Linked DNA regions of Homo sapiens: region 1 is linked to region 2. Evidence: chromatin loops called from intact Hi-C (ENCODE). Cell type or tissue: ascending aorta. All regions are shown on one strand. Each heading gives the region's core, and the rest is flanking DNA. Links, peaks and the distances in the headings are about the cores only.

What was found. Hi-C counts contacts between places; a loop is a spot of excess contacts. Peaks named below come from ENCODE experiments on the same cell type or tissue, not always from the same donor. Only the 100,000 strongest peaks of a DNase experiment are listed, where the experiment ranks them.
Region 1: it touches region 2 in a loop (1.9-fold over the local background); 12 of 110 quality-filtered maps call a loop at or near these places.

What each region holds. Positions count from the first base shown.
Region 1 is chr12:65,944,866-65,952,350 of GRCh38, reverse strand. HMGA2 (high mobility group AT-hook 2) reads right to left here. Exons shown (of 5, transcript NM_003483.6): 4 at 936-968. It overlaps HMGA2-AS2 (HMGA2 antisense RNA 2), which reads left to right and starts at 3,644. Exons shown (of 4, transcript NR_199060.1): 1 at 3,644-3,916; 2 at 4,227-4,587. In ascending aorta, for the core only: no CTCF peak of the experiment used is centred there; a DNase peak (open chromatin) is centred at 3,520; H3K27me3 peaks cover 376 bases.
Region 2 is chr12:65,888,721-65,896,774 of GRCh38, reverse strand. The region is part of intron 3 of HMGA2 (high mobility group AT-hook 2); the gene reads right to left. Among named protein-coding and RNA genes, the nearest start is that of HMGA2-AS1, 10 kb to the right of the region's middle. RefSeq lists enhancers at 1-702, 4,452-4,746, 4,387-5,299. In ascending aorta, for the core only: no CTCF peak of the experiment used is centred there; a DNase peak (open chromatin) is centred at 4,494.

The DNA of each region.
Region 1 (7,485 bases), core at 1,059-6,058, 56 kb before region 2:
AAAACAGGATGCAAGGTAGATTTGTAAAGACTTCTAGGGAAAAAAATTTCATGGATACTTAAAATTACATGAAAGAGTTCTACTTAATTTGATAGCTCATGACACTGCTTACTACTTATTTTAGCAGGTTCAGCATGATACCACCTGGATCTCCAATGACTATTTACATACAGAAGGGAAGAGAACAGCAGGACGTTCTTATACTTTAATACTGGCTCACATTATTAGCAATCCTGGTTAATTTATACTTCAGTTTTGTTTTCTTCAAGATATGCTTCCTCAATAAATATGTTTTTTTAATGTTTCTATGTACAGATTATAGTGAGGACAAGGTGCTCCAGGAATATGGGGCAAGAGACGTAGAGCTATTTTCCAATTTGATGTTGCCAAAAACTTCAGAGACTGTGATTCAGTTATTTAAATAAGATCTAAGAATGCATCAGTCTGCACGTTAGTATAACTTAATTTCCAAGTATTCTAGCATTCTTTGGAGTGTTTTGGGATCATCAAATATTATGAAATTGTTCAATGAAGAAATATGTTTCCAGTCATGAATCATTAAATATAAGTCTGGTGTCAACAGAATATAGACAGTCAGTTGGAAGGACAAAATTTGATGTTTAAGAATTGGTAAAATATAGGATAAGATTAAATATTTGTTTTACATATGAGGCAATGTAATAAAATAGTTTTATTTTTAAAAGAATTTATATTTGCTTTGTACACTTAAGACCTTACATTTTGGGAGGTTTTCATGGTACGATTGCAGACTATATATTCCTAACTTTGAAGGCTACAACACATTTTCAGGAATACTGCAGGACGATAACCAAAAGTAAGAAAATGCGAAATAAGGTTTAGTTTGGGGACATTTTTCAGTACATATTTCACTTTTTATATTAATTGGGAGAAAAAAATTAATGACTATGTCTTACCTGAGCAGGCTTCTTCTGAACAACTTGTTGTGGCTAAGGAGGAAAAGAAAAAGATATATTTTAAAAGAAAATATACATTATAGAAAAAATTAGGTGTACATATTTTAAATACAGATACTTGTCTGCAAAGGAAAGAGGAAAGTATAAAGTTCAACTGGTATATCCAATGTTAAAAGTGTTTATACTTGGCCAGGCATGGTGGCTCACGCTTATAATCCCAGCGCTTTGGGAGGCAGAGGCGGACGGATGGCTTGAGCCCAGGAGTTGTAGACCAGGCTGGGCAACATGGTGAAACCCTCTCTCTACAAACATACAAAAATTAACAGGGTGTGGTGGCGTTGCAACTGTAGTCCCAGCTACTCAGAGGCCTAAATGGAAGGATCACCTGGGCCAAGAAAGGTCAAGGCTGCAGTGAGCCGTGATCATGCCACTGCACTCCAGCCTGGGTGACAGAGCAACACCCTATCTCAAAAAAAACAAAAATGTCTATTCATGATCTCTCTATATTAAGGAAATACAACATAGGTTATCTCAGTGAAAACAATTCCAATTCCCAATTAAATTCTGGCATACAAGCCAACTAGCTTGAAAGAAACTTAACTGTTTGATTCACTTTGTTTTTAGCCTATATATCACAAAACTGAGGAGTGAAGGTACCTAATTTGTTAATATTTTATTTTTTTAAAACACCTTCACTGAGACATAATTTACATACCACATAATTCACTCATTTAAAGTATATTTTAGTATATTCAGAGGGTTGTGCAACCATCACCACAGTCTAATTTAGAACACTTTCATCTCCTCTAAAAGAAATCTTGTACCCATTAGTGGTTACTCCCCACTACCCTCCACGTCCCTAGCCACCTCCCATGCCTAAGTGACCATGAATCTACTTTCTGTCTCTATGAATTTACCTATCCTGACATTTCATGTAAGTGGAATCATACTATATATGTAGAGTCTTTTGTGTGTGGCTTCTTTCACTGGCCTAGGGTTTTCTAGGGTCATCCATGTGGTAGCATCAGCAGTTCATTCCTTTTCATGCTAAATAATTTTCCCTTGTATGGGTATACCACATTTTACCTATCCATTCATTAGTTGGTGGACATCTGGGGTGTTTCCACCCTTTGGCTATTATGAATAATGCTACTATGAACATTTATATACACGTTTTCGTGCGAACATGTTTTCATTCTTGGGTATGTACCTGGGAGTGGAATCGCTGGTTCATATTGTAATTCTTTGTTTCACTTTTTGAGGAGCTGCCAGACAGCTTTCTAAAGCAGCTGTACCATTTTGCAGTCCGTCCCACCAGCAATGAATCTGGAGTTCCAATTGCTCCGTATACATGCCAATGCTTGTTATTGCCTGTCTTTTTGCTTGTAGACATCCAAGTGGATGTGAAGTTAAACATCATTGCTGTTTCAATTTGAACTTCTCTCACAACTAATGATGTTGAGCATCTTTTCATGTGCTTATTGGCCATTTATATGTCTCCTGGGAAGAAATGTTTATTTAAATCCTTTGCCCATTTAAAAAAAATTTGCTATCTCTTCATAACAAAGTTGTAAGAGTTCTTTTAATGTTTTGCATTCAAGTCCCTTATGATTTGCAAATAATTCTGTGAGTTTGTTCAGTTTCTTCGTGGTATCATGGGAAGAATATTGTGTTATATTGTGTTATATCTGTATCTATTGTATGTGTAGAGCAAAACTCTCCTCTTTTGAGTGAAACATCCGAGGGAATGTTTTTCTGCCTGCCTAACTTTCCAATCGAGTATTAGAGAATACTTCTTATTTCTTTGGCATTATAAAAGATGGATTTGAAGCCTGAGCTTTTCGATGGATTATTTGCTTCCAGTCCTCACTCTCATGTCTGAATATAGGCATGTATTATTCTATCTACACATCGCTGAGATTTGTGAGTACACCTGAGGTACTCTGATGTGGATAGCGACATGCTTTCTTGCACCAGTTCTCCCAAATAACAGCACTTAGGATACGTTCACTATTCACTAGCCCCTGTTCATTCATTCTGAGAGCCCCTTCCTCTCAGAGTTCCTCTCAGTGGTACAGTGGTTTATTGCTGGTACATTAAAAATTCCATATAAAAATCATTAGAGCTTTTTTTTTTTAGATGGACAGAATAAAAATAAAATAAATGGCAAGGTACTTTTGCTCAAAGGAAAAGACGTTCTTCCATTTGACTTTAAATCACAGTAAAGATGACGTCATCACAAAAGCCCAAGTTTTGAGATGATGTTTTCTCCAGGGAAAATCGAACCAAGAACGATGAGGACTTCTTGCCTCTTAGGACACAAAAGCGTGGGCTAATAGAGGATTCATTTCCAAAGGGTCATTTGGAAGAAGAGAGCACTCATCTTCCTCCCATTTTTCCCTGTTGATTACACCTGTACACATGTTTACTCCCAAACCGTTTCAAATCCACATACATTCTTGCAGGCTGACTGGTTCCTACTGCTCAGAAATCCCCCTCCTTTTTTGGCAGAGGCTCCCGCATTCATGTGACTCCTGCACACTGCAGCTCAATGAAATCCTCTGAAAGAGCTGCCAGCTCACCCAATTTTCCATGAATTAGGTCCTGACACTTCAATGAGGGGAAAGACAATGTCTGAATCTCTGCCAGCCCTGGCTCCCGGCCTAGTCCGTGTCACGGAACTTCTACCAGCTACCCTCAGACACAGCACTTCATACTTTTCAGACCACCAAACAAACAGACCCTTGAATACTTTCAATGTTGGTTGGGGTTATGGCTGCCAGGATGTTTTCCCAGCCTCTGGCACCCAATGGCTCCAGACTGTGCCGAGAAAGTTTTTGTTGTTGTTATTTTGTTTTGTTTTTATTTTTATGAATGGCTTTGGTAGAAAACGCAGACTGAAGCATAATACTACCACCATTCATAAAAAGGGAAAGGAAACAAACTGCTGTCTGGAAAGCTTTTTGGACGCCAAACAAACTGTAAGTCTCTTATCTTCCTTGGGGCATCTCTCGGCTCAGAACTAAGTGTTGATTCTTAGAAACCAGTTGCTCCTCGGGGTTCTTGGCATTAAAAACACGACTGGCCACTAGAGTTTTATAAGACCTGAATAACATCAATGATACATATTAGTCTTCTGTGTTGTTAACAGTAAATTTTCATGCACCTTAATAAATGAGTAATATTTTGCACATGCATTTCCTATATGAAAGCTAGAATCCTTTATATTTTTAACATCTGCCCCTTTGTTACTGGGAGGGTCCAGGCCTTACTGTTTTCATTTTCTCACAGGGAAACCAAGGCATAGGGAATTTAAATAATCGTCTGAGATCTTTTTCTAAAACCAAAACAACCCGAGTCTACTGATTCTCTTAATCCCTGATATAATGCTCTGAAGAAACCCAGTCTGTTCCTTGAAAAAAAGAAAAAAGAAAAAAGTCAAATCGAGATCCAATCCAGGAGAAGCTGTACTTCCCGGCTTTGATTTTCATCTCCAGATTGTTCAGCAGGGCCTAGTTCTGATTCCTCCAGGTTGCTGATGAAAAGTGAATCGCAGGGGACAAGAGTCAGACCTGCAAAGTCCAGCTGCCTCACCTCACTTGGAGATTCTTCCTTCATTATCAGTTGTGGAGGGGCTGAGTCCCTCTTAAAGGTGTGTACATCATAATGACTGTTCAGTGAACAGATAGCAAAGCCTTTCAAGTTGTTTAGACAAATCTGATGATCCAATTCTAAGTGTGCACATAGGGAGTTTATACAGTTTAGGCACTTGGTCAACTTGGCATGCAAACCCTTCAATGCACTGAGATTTTGAGTTCATTATGTTGAGACTATTGCACCTTTCAAAAAGCTTGTAATGAAAATCCTCATTCCATGGTTGCATTGAAACTTCTAAAATACAATGGGGTGAAAGAGAGCTTCCTCCCAGAACAAAACATCAATAGCAGCATTGACAAAATCACCAAAGGACTTTGAAGAAATTTTTTGGATTAACAGATGTTAAAACGAAACTGTGGCCGGGTGTGGTGGCTCATGCCGGTAATCTCAGCACTTTGAGAGGATTGTTTGAGCTCACGAGTTCGAGACCAGCTTGGGCAACCTAGCAAGACTTCATCTCTATTAAAAATAATTAGCCAGGTATAGTGGCGCATGCCTGTACTCCCAGCTACTCGGGAGACTGAGGTGGGAGGATTGCTTGAGCCTAGGAGGTTATGGCTGCAGTAAGCTATGATCACACCATTGCACTCCCGCCTGGGTGACGGAGCAAGACTCTGCCTCAAAAAAAAAAAAAAGTGGTGAGAATTCAAAGACCCCATGAGTTGAACATACCACGTGAAGCTTAAAAGGGCTCTTTCTAACCACATGGATTTCAGTGAGTAGTTCTCTGCAGTCTAGCCCTTAGAATGGACTAGCTCAGCCACAATTGAAAGTATAATGCTTAAGCAAATAAATATCATTGTTAAAGTATATACAAATAGCTTAGGGTACAACATGCTAAGAAACTGTAGAAGATAAGCAAAAGGAAAGGACATATTTTTGGATTTCTGAGGTCATACAGCAAATGAACATTTCTCCAAATGGAAGAAAAAAAGTTACTGAATTTTTAAAATCCACAGAGTATTTGGATTTTTAAGATTTTGTAGAGAGACACTTGTGTAGGAAATGGTCTGCCATTCCACCTATTTCAGAATAATTAAGAAGTTCCTCAGCCCTCCTAAGAATACAATCTATGGTTCCAGGAAGTCTAGGTATTTTAAAGCTGATACTCAGACAGCTAAGCCACTCCTTCTGGTAGGTATTGAAAGAAAATCCTTGCTAACAAAGGACCCAGACATTAGTAGTTCATTTTAGTACTAATCTAAACATTAAATAAAAAGAGGCTTGAATTGAGCTTACAAACTTAATTTTTAAAAAAAAATTAGGCACAATGTATGGTAAAGCAAACATGATTATTATGTAAAGGGTCTCAAGTTGACCTTAGAAAGAAAGAAGCCCTTCACATGGCTGTCTGTGCAGATGAGTCTCTGGGTTTAATGTAAGCAGCAGAATTTTAATATAATTAGATCCTTTGCTTCTTGCCAGGCAGTAGTAGGTGATTTTGCCCACTTTGTTTTAAAATCATATGATTTTGTTTTAAAATCATATGACCATTGTTCAACCAATAGGTACTTCTGTGCCATAGCATAATCTTTTTTCATGTAGATTGTTTTCCATTCTCATAGCAATATAGTATAAGACAGATCTTCTAGCTATTTACTAATAAAGAATGTAAAAACCCTAATTTCTATAAAAATTCCTCAATGAGAGTTACATTTTGGGGGCCTTTCACACCTCACAAAATAGCATCTCACAGGATCATCTGTTATTTAAAATTTTAAGTTAAATATGGTGTCATATTAAAAATGTTTACGCAAAAGATATTTGTTTTTCAACTTCCAAAAGAGTCCTTTAGATGTAAGCCAGCTCATTGAACTAGTGAGGTTTATGATCATGTTTGTATCCACACAAGTGTAGCCAGTTTTATCTGCCTGAACTGACAGATGAATATATCCCTACCATATAGACAACATTTCAATAAATACATAGACCTATTACTTAATCACTTCACTGATTTCTAGACAAAATTGACCGGTTATTTATAGAAAAAATGTTCCAAAATATTGAATAAGTAGACACAGCTCAAATTCTAGACAAGTAATCATCCAATCTCTCTGCAAACACTCCAAATGGCCATGAACCATCAAGGCCAGCAGCAGCCTCGACTTGTGTGGTTGGGCACATTGATGGGAGTGGCTTTTGACTTGTGGTGTGAACAATATCCTTCTTCACCCTTTGTCCAAAGTTATTTAAAGGTTCAAAACACAACCTTTCTCTCTGTATAGAACATTCACCGAGATCCACTTTCATTTATGTGCTGTGAAATATGCTCTTATCCTCAGAAATTTCACAGTGCTGTCCTGAATATATTTTCTTTGAATTTGACATTTACCTGGCTGAAGGAGGATGACCATTATCAAGAATTTGCCTTTCACGAAATTATGTGATCGACATACTTGTTCATGGCCCTCCGGATTTAGTTTTAAAACTTCAATATTCCAGAATGTCAAGATTTGTGTTTGGGTCACTTTTCAAAAAATGAACTTCAGGCTTTGGAGGCTTTGAATCATTTTTTTTTTTTTTAAAGCATAAGAACCTCCCCCACACCTTTTATGTTAGATCTTATGTGGAACCCTACAACAGAAAGCAGACAAAATGGTATTTCTGAGACTCATTCACGTGGCCTCCACTCCAATCCATCTCTGCCCTCCCAGGATGCCCCTGAGGCCCCTCAACGAAAAACTGGAGCTCCAGGGGAGGTTAAGTAAAAAAAAAAAAATCTTAGGGCTAAGCATGTTGGCACATGCTTTTAGTCCCAGCTACTTGGGAGACTGAGGCAAGAGGACTCGAGTCCAGAAGTTCGAGGCTGCAGTGTGCTATGATCGCACCTGTGAGTAGTCACTGCATTCCAATATGGGCAACATAGCAAGACTCTGACTCTTAAAAAACAAAA
Region 2 (8,054 bases), core at 1,482-6,481:
TCCAACGTTTAATCAATTAAGAAAACACAGACCTCCCCGCAGGCTGTGAAGCTACTGTAGATCAGATCAGTATATAGAATCATCTTATGTTCAACAAAGGCCTTGCCATTGGCCATTGACTTACGAGTAGCAGCAAAGGTCAGAAGATCTGCTTCTAGAAATGGCCATGCTGCACACGCACACAAATGTGCGTTCATAAAAAGAACAGGGAGAAGAGGAGGAAGAAGGAAAAAGCAGAGAGAGAGAAAGAGAAAGAGAGAGAAAGCACCACACTCCCCCTACAACAGCAGCTTTGTGATCCCTCTGGTAATGTTACCCAGTTTTGTTTATCATGAAAAGATCCCATTAATGCCTCAGCCCCATCAAACAGCAGACCAAGTCCATGAATGGCACCTATCAGAGCCCAGGGCAAATCCAATGATTAGAGGGAATTCGCCAAAGGGCCTTTGTAGCTGAGAAAAATGCCTACTCCAGAGAGGAATGCAGAAAATTCCTGGGAGCACAAGCCCTTCTTTGTTGGCAGTTGGGCGGTATTCTGGAGCAAATAAAGGGACAAAAATGGGATCTCAGATGCAATGAACATTTGAAGAAAATGGTTTTCAAAGACCTCCTTGAAACATTCCTTTTCAAAAACCCCAAAACCATTAGTCTGATAAGGATGAACTACAGAACTTCTACTCAAACCACCATTTTATAGTATTGCATAACCTTGGAGATTCTCAACAGGAATATAGTTTTATTTAGATCTCCTTTGTCCTGCTGAGTTTCCTGGTTAAACAGTAAGCCAAAGTTAAAACTTTACAGATAAGAAAACACACACATGCAAACGCACTCCTCACTCACTCTCCTCAACTTTACTGACAGAATAAACTGAGATTTAGCATAACACAGAAGCATCAGGCAAGGAAATAGGAAAGCATATAATACTGAATCGAGTGTACTAGCTGTCCTCAGAGCGGAACAAAGCATAAAGAATATGCTGAGCTATCACCATTATCCAAATATGCATACAACCAACCAGAAAGAAGTCTGCTAGGCAGACTATGTAGGACAAAGAAGGTAAGTTAAGGCATAGTAGACATCAGTAAGCTTTGCTTTCATCTACTTCTGTGCACAAGGAGGTATTTGTTTGCTGAAACCCCCTAACTAACATATGGCAAATATAACATGCCTATATTGTTTTTATTATACAAGAGCCGGGGTCTACCAGAGCATGCAAAAGGAATGCCAGGTCTACTATACTTCTTTAAGTATGTTTCCTAGAGAAACAAAATCTTTCAGTTTTGTCTGGTAGGAAAAAGTTGCCACAATAGAGAATGAATCAGAACCTTTAGGTACAAAGGCTTTTAAAAACCTAAAGCCTCAGGTAATCATAAGGAAGGCATTTTGATACATCTGAGTTTCTCATTTTTCTCAAAAGGTTTTTTTTTTCCCCTTCTTAAGGCCCAAACAATTTTAATGACTTTTCTGCACAATGTGCCCCTAAGTGTAATACCTTTCCTCATAAATCTTGTTATAGACTTGCTTTATGTTCCATTTTAATGTTTGCTGGGTTGAGGGAGGAGCAAAGCAATAATCATGTAATTCTAGTTGAAGGTTTTCCTCCCCTTTCTCCTAGGCTGAAATCTAATAAAATATTATTTACTTGCATCTTTGGAGAGCTATTCACTAACATTTTTCAAAACTGTAGTAAAGTGATTGCAAAGGTGGTTTCTTTATTGCTTTGCAAATGTTGTTCATTTTACAATTTGTTTTAAATGCTGTTTTACTGGTACCGGTGGATTTACATTATAAAGCTGTATTAGGGTGCTATTTGGGATATACACAACAAATGCAAACCTTTGGACCGTGCTTCTCCACACTCACTTCTTATTTGCCCATGTAATCATATAAAACACTTCTCCCAGACTTCCCTTCCAAATAATTGAGCATACATAATTGTGGGGTTATTGCATCACTGTTTATGGCCAACTTTGCCCTTTCTAAGAGTTACTCCAATAAGTCTCTACCTTGGGGTGTACTTCCATAAAGTTTATACATCTGTGCACCAAAAGGGAGAGGTCAGCTTTACTTTTGCACCATTAAAGGTAGTTTTGCAAACACTAATGAATGCAATACTTTCTCAAATACAAGATGGCTTGAAAAGCAATTGCCATACTTTCCTGATGCATTTTGCAAATTTCCACCTATGTCTGGACTGAAAAAGCTTTATTATTAGAGTTCTTATGAATAAAATGCTTAGATTTGACCATGTAAAAATGATCCATTTGAAAGAAATGTCCAGAGCAGAAATAAATTTAAGCGCAAAACAAAATAAATGCTCTCAATGACCCTGATTCAGGATTCCCTATAAATGGAGTGTACATCTCCACCACTATAGAGTTCTCTGAAATCTTGCCAGATGCATAAATCCTTGAAACATCTTCTAAAAGATAAGAATGAGCTTGGAAAATAGATCATCAAAGAAATATGCAGTGCCTATAAAATAAACCACACACATACACACACAATTTTCATTTACCAGATCCTCTTCCACAAATCTAGCAGATGGTAGAGTTTTAAAACTAAGTTTTTCAAACTGCAATCTGATTTTCTATTTAAAATAGAATCCTTAACACGTTAGAAAAAAATGCAGTGAATATCATACAAACACCAGAGGCATACAACCAGGCTCACGATAAGTTGGCCAACGGAAGAAATGTATAAAATTTAATCAGAACTGTGCATTCAAAACCATTATAATACCAATTGTTAGCTAGACAAGTTTTTACTCCCCTCTATGTATCATTTCTTTATAGTACTAAAGTCTACAAAAAAAGTGAATTAAAAAATATCATCACAAGCACTCTTCTTCAGCCAGTGACATTTTCAAGTGCTCTGAGCCATACCAAACACAAGAAGAAACAGCTACCCCATGAAGGCTATACTCTAAATACAGTGGGAAAGTCAAATATCAGTTTTGCCTTTTCTCCTCTTAGAGGATTCAAACTATCCTAACATCCTTCCCTTTCCATCCTTATCTCCCAAAATTACACCAATTAAACTTTGCAACTTCATTGCTTAACTCTTGGAATAAAGCTCATTTTGACCTCTTTACCAGTAGCCATTCACCCCCTGAAATGCAGGACAGCTCTAAACCTCGAAGGCTGCAGTCAAACACAAGAGGGTTCTCACCAGCCGCTACCTCTGAAACCCTACAATGTTTGCAAAGGATGAAAAATCTCTAACAAGGAGGTGGTTTCAAAAACCAGTCCTGTTCTGCATCCATTTGCAAATACTAATAGAGAGGTGGATTCAAATGCTACCTTAAAAAATTTCCACATTTGAAACTTGTACCCTCAGGAAGAAAAAGAAAACCACTTTGAAGAAACAAAAATTATAACAAATGAGGTGGTTTGTTCTTTTCGCATGTATCCATTTGGCCTTGTTGAATTCTGGAGTACCCTGTCATGGCATATCTTGTCATGAAACTAAATGCCTTAGGTTTTAGCTGTGACCACACTGGGGTGAGGAGACAGTAGATGTTGCTATGAACAAAATGGGTCTTGCTGCAGCCCTTAAAGGTCCTCCTGTACTAACAGCAATTCGAGAGTTGAGCTGTAATTTCACCCTCCTTCATGCAGGACCTTGTCTCCCCTTCCACAGGAAATGGGGGCTGAGTCAGTGGGGCATGACTATAATAGGAGCCTGTGACCGGGGTGCAGTGTAGCCATCAGTATAAATCTGTCATAGACACACTCGCAGAGGAAGAGGGACTTCCATACACTGCCGTCTTTACACTTTTTGATGCAGATACAGATTTATGACACACGGGAAGCAGAGAGTCTTTGAGCCAGAGGGGCCCTGTGAATCAAGGCCATTTTGTAGGTTTCCGCCGCTTGAAAGAGCTACACATTTATAATTGTGCTTGAAGTCAGCCCCCTTCCAGCCCCAGGAGGCAGCATCATTTGGTTGAAATAAAACTGAGGACTTTTCTCAACAGCTGGCCAGCTCTAGTTTTAAGTTTTAACAACAGGATGAATGGATTGAGGACGGCTGAAGGCATCAAAAAGTGCTATGCCAGACTTTTAGGGACCGTTTTCCTGACGACCCCATTCCCATGGATCAGATTCTCTCGGAGATGACAAACTCTACTTTGAAGGGTCCCCTCGCTTTGGTCACCCAACACAGATGACTCTTTCACCAGGATACTTAAAAGCGATCCAACTGAGACCTTACAAAAATGTCTAACAAGTTTCAGGCAAAAAAAGAAAAGACAAAAAAGAGTCAGCTAGGAGTAAATGAAAAACCTGTCCAGAGTTGGTGTTAATTAATTAAAAACACAATTTCAAAGCATCCCTAATAGAAGACTTCCTCCGTGCAGCCAGTATCTGATTCAGGGAGTGACTCAAGCAATAAAATCACAGTTGGGACGACTCTCGTGGTGCTGGCAGGCCAAGTTCAATATTTTCCCTGTGAGGCATGCCTGTACTATAAAAAGAATGTGATGTTTGAAAATGAGTGTCTCTGCTCTGTGTGCTGGCATTAAAAGTCTCTCCTAGCCCTCCTGCCACATTTTGAGAGTACAGTATGAATCACAATCATGTGACGAGCACCTCCTTGCCAAATTCTTTCATGCTGCTACCACGGTATGTTCCCTCTTAGGTTTTTGCCAGCAGCCTCTGTCCTCCAGCCAAGACCATCAGAGTGAGTGTCGGCGCAGAGGCAGAGCACTCCGGTCCAGATTCACCAGCGAGAAGACAAGGCAGCGCATTATTGTACAAACTGTAATCTCTGAATTGACTAAGTGAGCAGGAAGGGACAAAAGTCAGCTGAGAGATGCAGCAAACAGGCTGCCAAGAGAGGATGAAACACACAGAAAAAGGGACTGACCTTTGGAGGGTAGCCTCCGTTGTGCTGGGCACGGGACTGGGCTCTTTAAACTCATGCTCTTATTTAATACTCCTGAGAAATGATCATTAATACTATGAGTGAGGAAACTGAGACCCACAGTTATTAGATAAGTCACTTGCTGCAGCCACGCAGCACAGGGCAGCAGAGTTGGGGCTGGAACCCAAGCTAGTGTCCTGTCTCTTCTCTCTCTATTCTACTGCTTCTGATTCTGCAGCTCAAACTTGGAGAAGCCAGGAAAACTGCTCTTCTCCCATCTTGGGCATTTTATTATTTACGCGACTCTTAACCAGCACTGTGCATCATGTCACTTTCAACAATGCATGTTGATGAAACATTTGTCAGCCAGATTAACAGCCGTAGGACCAATCTTCCACAGCCATGACCACAGAACGCACCCCCAAGCCTAACTGTCTTCCCTAAATGCTGCTCCAGTGTCACAATGGGAACTGGGAGAGTGTGTGGAGGAAAATATTATTGTAGTTCAACATCATGAATCACTACTGATGGAACCACTCAAAGTTTATCCCCTACTTACATCTGCATTTCCTTTGTGTTCATTTATTGCTGTGGTTAACTACAGATTTTGAGTCTCCTGTAAGCCTAGCACTGTCTGGCCCCTAAGAAACAGAAATGGATCATGAAATCAGAAAGCTCCCTGGAGTTATAATGCTTATTTATCCCAGTCTTCCTAAATGGTCTGGTAGGTACAAGGGTTTGGAATCAAAACAGGGTCAGAGCGGCTGAGTTTCTATACTTTACATTAAAAAGTCAACTGGTTCCAATGGATGAAAGAGGAGGTAAAGGAAGAAATGGAAGGCTCAATTCACATATACGAATATATTGAAGAAGTCGGCTGGGCGCTATGGCTCATGCCTATAATCCCAGCACTTTGGGAGGCCGAGGCAGGCAGATCACTTGAGGTCAGGAGTTCGAGATCAGCCTGGCCAACATGGTGACACAGTGAAACCCCGTCTCTACAAAAAATGCAAAAAAAGCCGGGCACGGTGATGCACACCAGGGATCCCAGCTACTCAGGAGGCTGAGGCAGGAGAATCGCTTGTACTGGGAGGCAGAGGTTGCAGTGAGCCAAGATCGCGCCCCTGCACTTCAGCCTGGGTGACAGAGTGAGACTCCATCTCAAAAAAAAAAAAAAAGAATATACTGAAGAAGCGGTAAAATAGTCCTCTCAATCTCAGCTTAATCCAAGAAGGACTTCCCTTTCATGGAGTTCAGGTCTATCTGAAAGCTGAGTACGTGTGCATGGGGGTTGTGAGGGAGAACAATGCTGATTTTCATGGTATATGTAGCTTGCTTGAGTCAATTGTGTAGTATAGCTTCCAAAACAACAAAACAAAAGATATATACCTTAGGCAACGTTATAGAAATATATTAAATAGTATTCAGGATAATGCTAGATGATGATCTTGCTCTTCTTTGCATTGATCAAATCACAAGAATATATTAATGAATAAGTAAGCATGATTTTGAAAAAACTAAAAGCTAACACCTATTAATTTATTCAGTCCATCATTCATCCAACAAGCATAAATTGTTGAGGAATATGCCTCAGGTGCTGTGCTAAGGGCTGGACGTGCAAAGAGACATAAAACATGGTCTCTGTACTATTGAGTTGAGTATATGAGGATAACACAATGTTTTAAATAGTGGCCTATTTAAATGACTATACTTAAATAGTGGGCTGAACTTGGTAACCACTAACTTTGTGGCATAATGATTTTCAGGACTTGGGCAACTCTCATTTTGCTGAGTGTTTTGCTGATAAAATTAGCCCAGAGGAATTTGTAAGGTTCTTTGCTTTTTTTCTACTCTGTGAGTTGACGATGTTGTTGTTGTATAGGACCATTTTGTAGCAATTATAGAAGAAATACAAGTGGGTAAGAATTAGGAGGAAGATGGCTGGACTGTCTTTAGGGAATAAGACAGAAGAATTTTTCAGAGTGATTTCCATGTGAGTGGGGCTAGGATGTAGGGAGAAATAGGAAGCAAAACAGTACAATTCTGAAGCCAGTCTGCCCTGCCTGGCTCTTTCATTCATCAGCTATTGAGTCCTACAGCAGATGCCTTTACCTCATTGTGCCTTGGTTTGTTCATCAGTGAAATGAGGATGATAACAGAGTCTACCGCACTGAGTTGCTGTGAGAAAGAAAGAAGATAATCCTCGCAACAGCCCTGATACGTACTTTCCCATGACATAAACCACTTTCAAACAGGTTTGTCAGCAACTCCTCACCTACATACCTCTTTAAAGTCAAAGCCCAATTCACTCACCATTCTGCAAAGCTGGAATATTCTATCCTATTCCTTGTTGGCCTTTTGTGTACTGTGTTTTCAATGAGCATTCTTGGAATGGAAACTCTCTAGAATATTCACTTTTTAAAAATCTGTGGGTATATATACATATACACGTATATTTACCTATTAGATATGTATTTACAATATATTTACTACAAAGGGTCCTCTGTGCACATCTACATCTAAGCATTCCTGATTCAGTGCTAAGGTCACTTTGTTGGAAAAGACAAGGAACAAATAGCAAATAACACTGGCAGCTCGTGGTATGCTGAAGTTTGATTTGTAGGAAAAAGTCCCTTTTTCTTTTCTGGGACTTGAGGAGAACAAACAGTGATCCTGTATTAATTCCAAAAATGAGTCTTACCAAAAGCCAAATGAAAGAAATCTTAAATGTCTAGTTGAACATTGGACAAGGGTCATAAAGTTCAGGAGATTAAAATGGGCACAACTAATATTTCTTTTAAGAAACATTTAAGACTTTGGGTATTTTTTGTGGGTAAGAGTAGGGTGATGATGAAATTCAACAGTATAATAAAACAAGATATCAAGCATATATCCTTCCTCCTAGTGTGGACACAGAAGGCAGCTGATTATTGGTGGAAAGAGCAGGCTCGAAGTTAGACGGGCTGAGCATGGTGCATCTCTAACGGGAGGGTGGTCCCTGGGTCCCTATGTCATCATTGTCATAAGAGTTAGCACACCACGGGGCCGGGCGCCGTGGCTCACACCTGTAATCCCAGCACTTTGGAAGGCCGAGGCGGGCGGATCACGAGGTCAGGAGGTCGAGACCATCCTGGCTAACACGGTGAAACCCCGTCTCTACTAAAAATACAAAAAGTTAGCCGGGC